3 separate regions of the Mus musculus genome follow, and regions 1 and 2 are each linked to region 3. A link is a loop called in an ENCODE intact Hi-C map of the cell type or tissue named here. Cell type or tissue: gastrocnemius. All regions are shown on one strand.

Evidence for each region. Peaks named below come from ENCODE experiments on the same cell type or tissue, not always from the same donor. Only the 100,000 strongest peaks of a DNase experiment are listed, where the experiment ranks them.
Region 1: a loop joins it to region 3, with 6 times the contacts of the local background. A loop is called at or near these places in 30 of 42 quality-filtered maps.
Region 2: a loop joins it to region 3, with 7 times the contacts of the local background. A loop is called at or near these places in 14 of 42 quality-filtered maps.

Annotation. Positions count from the first base shown.
Region 1 is chr9:72,968,464-72,970,963 of GRCm38, forward strand. It overlaps Dnaaf4 (dynein axonemal assembly factor 4), which reads left to right. Exons shown (of 9, transcript NM_026314.3): 7 at 569-722. Gm23567 (a small nuclear RNA gene) reads left to right here and starts at 1,139; the gene lies at 1,139-1,245. In gastrocnemius, CTCF peaks have their summits at 204 (motif pointing right) and 1,464; a DNase peak (open chromatin) is centred at 206; H3K4me3 peaks cover 168 bases; H3K27ac peaks cover 132 bases.
Region 2 is chr9:72,765,800-72,768,299 of GRCm38, forward strand. No RefSeq gene overlaps it. Among named protein-coding and RNA genes, the nearest start is that of Gm27204, 12 kb to the right of the region's middle. In gastrocnemius, a CTCF peak has its summit at 1,067 (motif pointing right); a DNase peak (open chromatin) is centred at 1,083; H3K4me3 peaks cover 534 bases; H3K27ac peaks cover 222 bases.
Region 3 is chr9:73,090,777-73,093,276 of GRCm38, forward strand. The region is part of intron 5 of Rab27a (RAB27A, member RAS oncogene family); the gene reads left to right. Among named protein-coding and RNA genes, the nearest start is that of Khdc3, 10 kb to the right of the region's middle. In gastrocnemius, no CTCF peak of the experiment used is centred here; a DNase peak (open chromatin) is centred at 1,179.

The DNA of each region.
Region 1 (2,500 bases), 120 kb before region 3:
ATTACAGGTCTGCACCACCAGGCTGGTTGGTGTTGGCTGTGTGTGTGTTGACGGTACACCGACACGGGTGTCTTGCTCGCTCATAGCAGCTTCCTCACGTCATGAAGAGCTGTTCCCTCCTGTTGCTGTTTCTGTTCTCCGCACCAGTTTCCCCATGGTTACCAACGAGCAGCAGCGTTTGTGCTGTGTGCTTTCCTCCTCCATATCCAGCAGGGGGAGAAGTTTTACCAGCTTTTCACACTCCAACTTGAGGCCCAAGTCACCGGCTTCATTCAGGCCAGTTTAAGCCCCTTTCCTATCCCTAAATAAATTCCTTTATCAAGAAAGATAGGCATACACCTGCTGCATTAAACCAATGAGGGCAGCCTTTGGGTGGGAGGATCTGCCCTACTCAAGGTCCTTGCTTGGTGTATGTGGAAAGCTGGAGTCTGTGCAGTAGGCGGTCTCCATCTGACAGGAAATAAACAAGGCAGATGGTGAACCATCTCTCTAAGTGCCAAGTAGGCTCAATGTTATTTTTTCATGTCTGCTTCAATGTTAAATTGGCCCTTTCTTTTTGTCTCATTAGCAAATTGTTTGCAACAGAAAACTATTTGGCAGCGGTTGATGCATATAATTTAGCCATACGACTGAACTGTAAGATCCCATTATTGTATTTGAATCGGGCTGCTTGCCACCTCAAATTAAAAAACCTACACAAGGCCATCGAGGACTCTTCTAAGGTACGTATATTTCTCTGTTTGGGTGTGTTGTGTATATGTTTATGTATTTACTTCATTTAAAAATATAGTGCTTTGAGGCAGGAGAGATGGATCAGCTGTTAAGAGCACTGACTGCTCCTCCAGTGGACCCAGATTCAATTCCCAGCACCCACATGGTGGCTCACAACCATCTGTAACTCCAAGATCTGACGCCCTCCTGTAGATATACATGCAAGTAAAACACCAATGCACATAATACACACACCCATATATATATGTATATGTATATATATATATGTATATGTGTATCTATATATATATCTTTAAGATTATCATGAAGAGTCAGCTATAGTGGCTCATCAAGGGGTTGAAGGAAGAGGATCACTTAGATCAAGGCCAGGCGAATTCCAGGCAAGGTTACCAAATGAGAGAAATGTGTGCTCACTTCAGCAGCACGCATGCTAAAATTGGAATGATGCAGAGAAGAGCATCATGGTCCCTGTGCAAGGATGACACAAAAATTCATGAAGTATTTCCTAATTTTTCTTTTTGAGTTTCCATTTGGAATGTGCTTAGACTACTAAAACAATAAACTACTGATGTCTGAAAAGTGTGTTATAGAACCTAGCATGTTCACGATCCACAGGGCAGGGGGGTGGGGTGGGGCCCCGGGCCTACCTTTGCTAGGCCTTCTTTATTGGTTTAAAGGATGCTCTAGGACTTAGCACTTAGCCTAATGGTAAAGCCTCTGCTCAGCCAGTGTGAGGCGCTGGTTCTGCACTCAGTCCCCGCCCCCAGAAGTTGATGCTAAGCCCTTCTGCCTTTGGAGGTAAGCGCTGTGCTGTGTGTGGTCCCTTTTCCCTTTTGATTTGTTCTGTGTAGAGGATGCTCTACAGTTGCCGGGCTTCCTTCCTGTCTCCAAAGAGGGAGCCAAAGTGAAAGACCAATCAGCAAGTAGCAGACAGGAAGTGAAGCATAGTAAAACATCATCGCCTCTGGCACTGACAACATCCTGCAGCAGTGACGGGGAGTTCCACTGAGAGAGTCACACTGGGCGTCCTGACTGAGAGGTGTCTAGACAGAGCATAGACTTTGCTTCATGTACCCACTGCAGGCCTTTTTATGCTGTGTGATAAACAGTAGTAACCTCTGCTCTGCTGGGAATGGCTCACCCTGAGACCCAGTCATTCTCAGGGGTGCGATGTTTTGTTTTGTTTTGTTTAATTAATTAATTAATTATATTTAGTATACTGTAGCTGTCTTCAGACACTCCAGAAGAGGGAGTCAGATCTCCTTACAGATGGTTGTGAGCCACCATGTGGTTGCTGGGATTTGAACTCAGGACCTTCAGAAGATCAGTCAGGTGCTCTTACACGCTGAGCCAACTCACCAGCCTGGGTGCGATGTTTTTAATCACAGCCTCAGCACTTAGCTATTTTCCTTTCTCTCCGTTAGAGAACCTGACCTAGGATGTGGAGTTTTGGGAGATCTTGAAATAAACATGCTTGAGTCAGCTCTCAATACGTGCAAATAGCACATGACAATTTACCAATATAACTTATAGTGCGGGTCTAAATTGCCTAACATTGGCTAACATTGAACAGGCCTTAAGTTTGCTGTTCTGTGCCTTAGCCTCCCTATACCCGGGATTATCGACATGTACCACCAGGCCCAGCTGATTGATTTGTTTGTACTTTTAGTGTTTTATTTATTTTTGAGACAGGATCTCATGTAGCCTAGACTGTCCTGGAACTTAGTATGTAGAGAATGGCCTTTCACTCTTGATCCTCAAAAGTGCT
Region 2 (2,500 bases), 320 kb before region 3:
AATTTCCAGGACAGCCAGGACTGTTACATCGAGAAACTCTGTCTCGAAAACAAAACAAAACAACAAAGCAAAACAAACAAACAAACAAAACCAAAAAAAGGTAAGCAGTCTCTGAGTGAGATTTCTGGACCTCCTCCCACTGGGTTAGGACCCGGAGAGGATAATGTATTTATATGTAATAGTGTAACATGTGGCAGGCATGTTACAAGTATACAAGAGAGAGATGCTTGGGAAATGATGCCTGTGTCCCCTTCTGTGGTAATCTACTATGCAGGCATATATGTGTATTCTACTTCTCTCTGTGTGTGTGCACGCATGTGCCATGGCATGTGTGTGGGGGCAGAGGACAACTTTCAGAAGTCTGTGGTTCGTTAGGATCAAATCCAGGTCCATGCTTGGAGTCAAACAGCCTTACTCCCTGAGCCCCCTCACCAGCCCAATCTATTATACTTAATAAGTGTCTCCCCCACTGTGTTTCATAACAAAGGAGTTATTTTTTCCAAATAAGACACTGGTCTGGCATTTGTGAGAAAAACTCGAGAACAAAGTGTCTGGTGAATGTTGTTTACTGACTGACTGCTTGTGAGCCACTTGCCTTCTTAGGGCTCCATGCCCCTGCTCTCTGGGGGCCCCCTCCGCGGTCCTCTCTCCAAATAACTGGGCCTGTGACCATTCAGGAGCTCTGGAGACAGGAGCAGGGTAGAGTGGCGGTATTTTCCCAGACACTGTGGAGCCTAGGTTGAGTTTCTGTTACAAGTGTCATTTGTGTGTATGAAAGGCCACTGGGACATGTAATTAGCCATCTCTTGAGCCTGTCTGATTTCACTTTTCACATGGAGGGTATGAGCATATACTGTGCTTGGCTGGGCTCAGCTGAAAGAATCAACGGGTGTCAATCGGTTCATCCGCTGAGTTTCTATCTCTGCTCTACCCCTGACTCCCGTCTGCGCCCAAAGGGCCAGATCAAAACCAGTCCTGTGATTTCTCCTAGCTCAGAATCTTCTGACACCTCCAATAAAATGTCTGTTGTTGTCCTCAGCCACTCCTTGAGGTCATTTCTGCCAGAAGATGGCGCCACGGACTCATGTTTGCCCGGAAGCGTGGGCGGTCGTTTGCGAATCAATCCCCTCTGCTTTCAAAGGCTGCAGGGAACTCACCTACTTACCAGCTGCCAACAGATTAATCTTAGAAATACTGCTGCTCATGCTCCCAGGGGGTGGCTGCACCGTGCGCCATCTCTCCCTTTGCTGACTCCGAGGGCATCAGCATGGTCTTTGGCCCGTCGTCTGGTTTCTGGAAAGCGCTAACGGTCAGGGATGAACATGTGCTGTTGTTACATAGTACCCACCATCAGCCATTTGCACGCTGTTCAGAAGGTACAAATGGCCACCGAGCTTGTCAATTGCCTAATTGCTGCTTGGGGGCGGAGGGGGGGGGGAGCAGATACAATTTTGCAACCTTAGATCTCTGGCAGCAGCTAAGCTAGAGAGGCTCAGAAAAGAGTGGTTTCTAGTTGTCTCAGGTTACTGTGAGCCAGGTCAATAGTGTGGAGAGGGATCAGGGCAGGGAAAAGAAAGGAAGAAAGAAAAAAAGAAAGAAAGAAAGAAAGAAAGAAAGAAAGAAAGAAAGAAGGAAGGAAGGAAGGAAGGAAGGAAGGAAGGAAGGAAGGAAAGAAAGAAAGAAAGAAAGAAAGAAAGAAAGAAAGAAAGAAAGAAAGAGCAAGAAAGGAAGGAAGGAAGGAAGGAAGGAAGGAAGGAAGGAAGGAAGGAAGAGAGAAAGAAAGAAAAGACCTTAGGCCAGCAGGCCCATGACTGGGATACTACCCAAAGACAGTCTAGGAGACAGAAAGAGGATCCAAAGTGAAAATTCCCCTAAATGATCCTAGGCTTTGATTTCTTCTCACATGTTAAAGAAACAGAAGAAGGGGAGGGAGAAGAAAGAGAGAAAGGGAGGAAGGAAGAGTGTGTCAGTGTGTGTGAGTGTGTGTGAGTGTGTGTGTGTGTGTGTGTGTGTGTGTGTACATCTGCTTGGGAGATAGCTCAGTCTGTAAAGGACCTAAGTTAAATCCCCAGAACCCGTGGTTTGTTTGTTTGTTTTTAACAAGCCAGTCATGGTGGCGCAAACTTGCAAGCCCCGTGCTGTGCTGTGGGGAGGTAGGGAGGGGGGACCCCCGGGGTGGGGGTGGGGTGGGTCACTAGCTACCCAACCAGCCTACTCAGTGAGATCCAGGACAGTGAGAGACCCTGTCTTAAAGATAATGTGGGCCAGGTAGTGGTGGCCCACTCCTCTAATCCCAGCACTTGGGAGGCAGAGGCAGGTGGATTTCTGAGTTTAAGGCCAGCCTGGTCTATAGAGTGAGTTCCAGGACAGCCAGGGCTACACAGAGAAACCCTGTCTCGAAAAACCAAAAAAAAAAAAAATAATAAAATAAATAAATAAATAAATAAAAAATGGATAGCTCCTAAGAAACTAGAGACCCCCCTCATCCCCTGAGAAAGAG
Region 3 (2,500 bases):
AATGTATTATTGTGCATACATTGAAACAACATAAGTAAGCTACAACCAAACACACAAGACTGACTCCTGGAAGCCACTTCAAGGACGCAGCGTCCAGCAAGACTCGCCATCAATTCTGGATCCACATGTAAGCCAAATGCCTAGACACATTTGACAAAACTCTCTAGAGATCATCATTGTCATTCTGACGACTTCTACAGTGCTGGGGGCTGAACTCTAGGCCTTGCACATGCCAGACAAGTGCTTTCTTAGTGAATATATGAATATATGTATATATGTGTGTGTGTATGTATATATATATATACACACACACACAGTTGGGAGGCAGAGGCAGGTGGATTTCTGAGTACGAGGCCAGCCTGGTCTACAGAATGAGTTCCAGGACAGCCAGGGCTATACAGAGAAACCCTGTCTCAAAAAACCAAAAAAAAAAAAAAAAAAATTTTGTTTAAACTATGTTTGTATAGATGCAACTACCCAGAAGGTCCACCATAGATATCAGAGGCATTATGTCTCTCTGGAGCTGGAGTTACAGTTGTGAGTGCCCGATACCGGTGCTGAGAACTGAACATGGATCCTCTGCAAGGACAGTAAGGCACACTCAACCTCTGAGCCATCGCTTAATCCCTGGCAACTTGGTGTTAAGGTTCCAGTTTTGTCAATAAGTAAATAATAGAAGTAATTTTTAAAATTAATTTATTTTTTATTTATATGAGTACACTGCAGCTATCTTCAGACACACCAGAAAAGTGCATTGGATCCCATTACAGATGGTTGTAAGCTACCATGTGGTTGCTGGGAATTAAATTCAGGATGTCTGGAAGAGCAGTCAGTGCTCTTAACTGCTGAGCCATCTCACCAGCCCGTGATGAATTTGTTGTTGTTGTTGTTGTTGTTTTTCGAGACAGGTTTTCTCTTTTTAGCCCTTGACTATTTGGAACTCACTCTGTTGACCAGCCTGATACAAACTCAGAGATCTGCCTGCCCCTGCCTCCTGAATGATGAGATTAAAGGCATGTGCCATCACCACCCACCCTTTTAAAAACACATCAAAATATTTGTTGTCTCCAGGAACTCCCAAGTAACTATTAAGTGGCCATTTGTTAGGTGGCTATATCAACCAACCATTTTTCATACCTCTAGCAAGAGCTCTCCCTGGCAATGCTGCTTTAGCGCCATCTTGTGTACATAAGGGATAGTACCAGCTTTCTATGGTGAAAGTAATGGTCCTTTTGAATTTATGTTCAGGTACCTGGACTTGTTCTCAGATAAGAATTTGGAAAAGAAAACATAAGCATCAGACACACCTTTAATCCCAGCACTCCTGAGGCAGAAGCAGGAGGGTCTCTGAGTTCAAGGCCAGCCTGGTCTACAGAATGAGTTCAGGACAGTCAGGAGGGCTACACAGAGAAGTTCTGTCTTGAAAACCAAGCCAAACCAAAAGACCAAGCTGCTCTGGAATGTGCAGAACTGGTGCCTCTGGCATGCTGGGACTGCAGGCATGCACCACCACATCCAGAAAGAATGCTGTTACTAAGAAAAGCCTCTCCATGTCTGACTGTGCCTATTTTGTTTGTTTGTTTGTTTGTTTGTTTTGTTTTGTTTTTTAAAGATGTATGAGCTGGGCGTGGTGGCACACACCTTTAATCCCAGCACTAGGGAGACAGAGGCAGGCAGATTTCTGAGTTTGAGGCCAGCCTGGTCTACAAAGTGAGTTCCAGGACAGCCAGGGCTATACAGAGAAACCCTGTCTCCAAAAAACCAACCAACCAACCAAACAAAAAAAGATGTATGTATTTATTTTATTTATGAGTACACTGTAGCTGTCTTCAGACATACCAGAAGAGAGGGCATTGGATCCCATTACAGATGGTTGTGAACCACTATGTGGTTGCTGGGAATTGAACTCAGAACCTCTGGAAGAGCAGTCAGTGTTCTTAACCACTGAGCCATCTCTCCAGCCCTGACTGTCTGTGTTAAGTGTTGTACCTGTGTCTGTCTCAGGCCCTTAGCACCATGACCTCCAGTTACTGCTCCTTTTCACGGATAAGAAGGCTCCAGAGCTATGTGGGGAGCACAGTGCTTGCTCTACAGCTTAGAATACTTGCTGTTTCCTGACTGTTCAGTACTGACTCTCCTAGAATTCACGAACATAGACCAGGCTGGCCTGGAATTCACAGAGATCGGCCTGCGGCTGATATCGTGTGGGGCTCTGTGACCAATCCAGAGTCTGTTGTTGCTTTTGGTTTTGAAGCAGGCTCCTGTCAGATGGTTCTGCGGTCCAGGCCAGCCTGGCACTTTGCATACGCAAGTCTCGGCTTCCCAAGTGCGTTTAACACAAACTAACAAGCAAACAAACAAAAGCATAACACGGTAAGCTGAGAGGGGTGGTGCACATCTGCAGTCGGAATACTGGACAGGCTGAAGCAGGAGGACTGTGAATTTGAGGCTACCTTGACTACATAGAAAATCCCAAACCCATTTGAGTTACCTAGTTAAA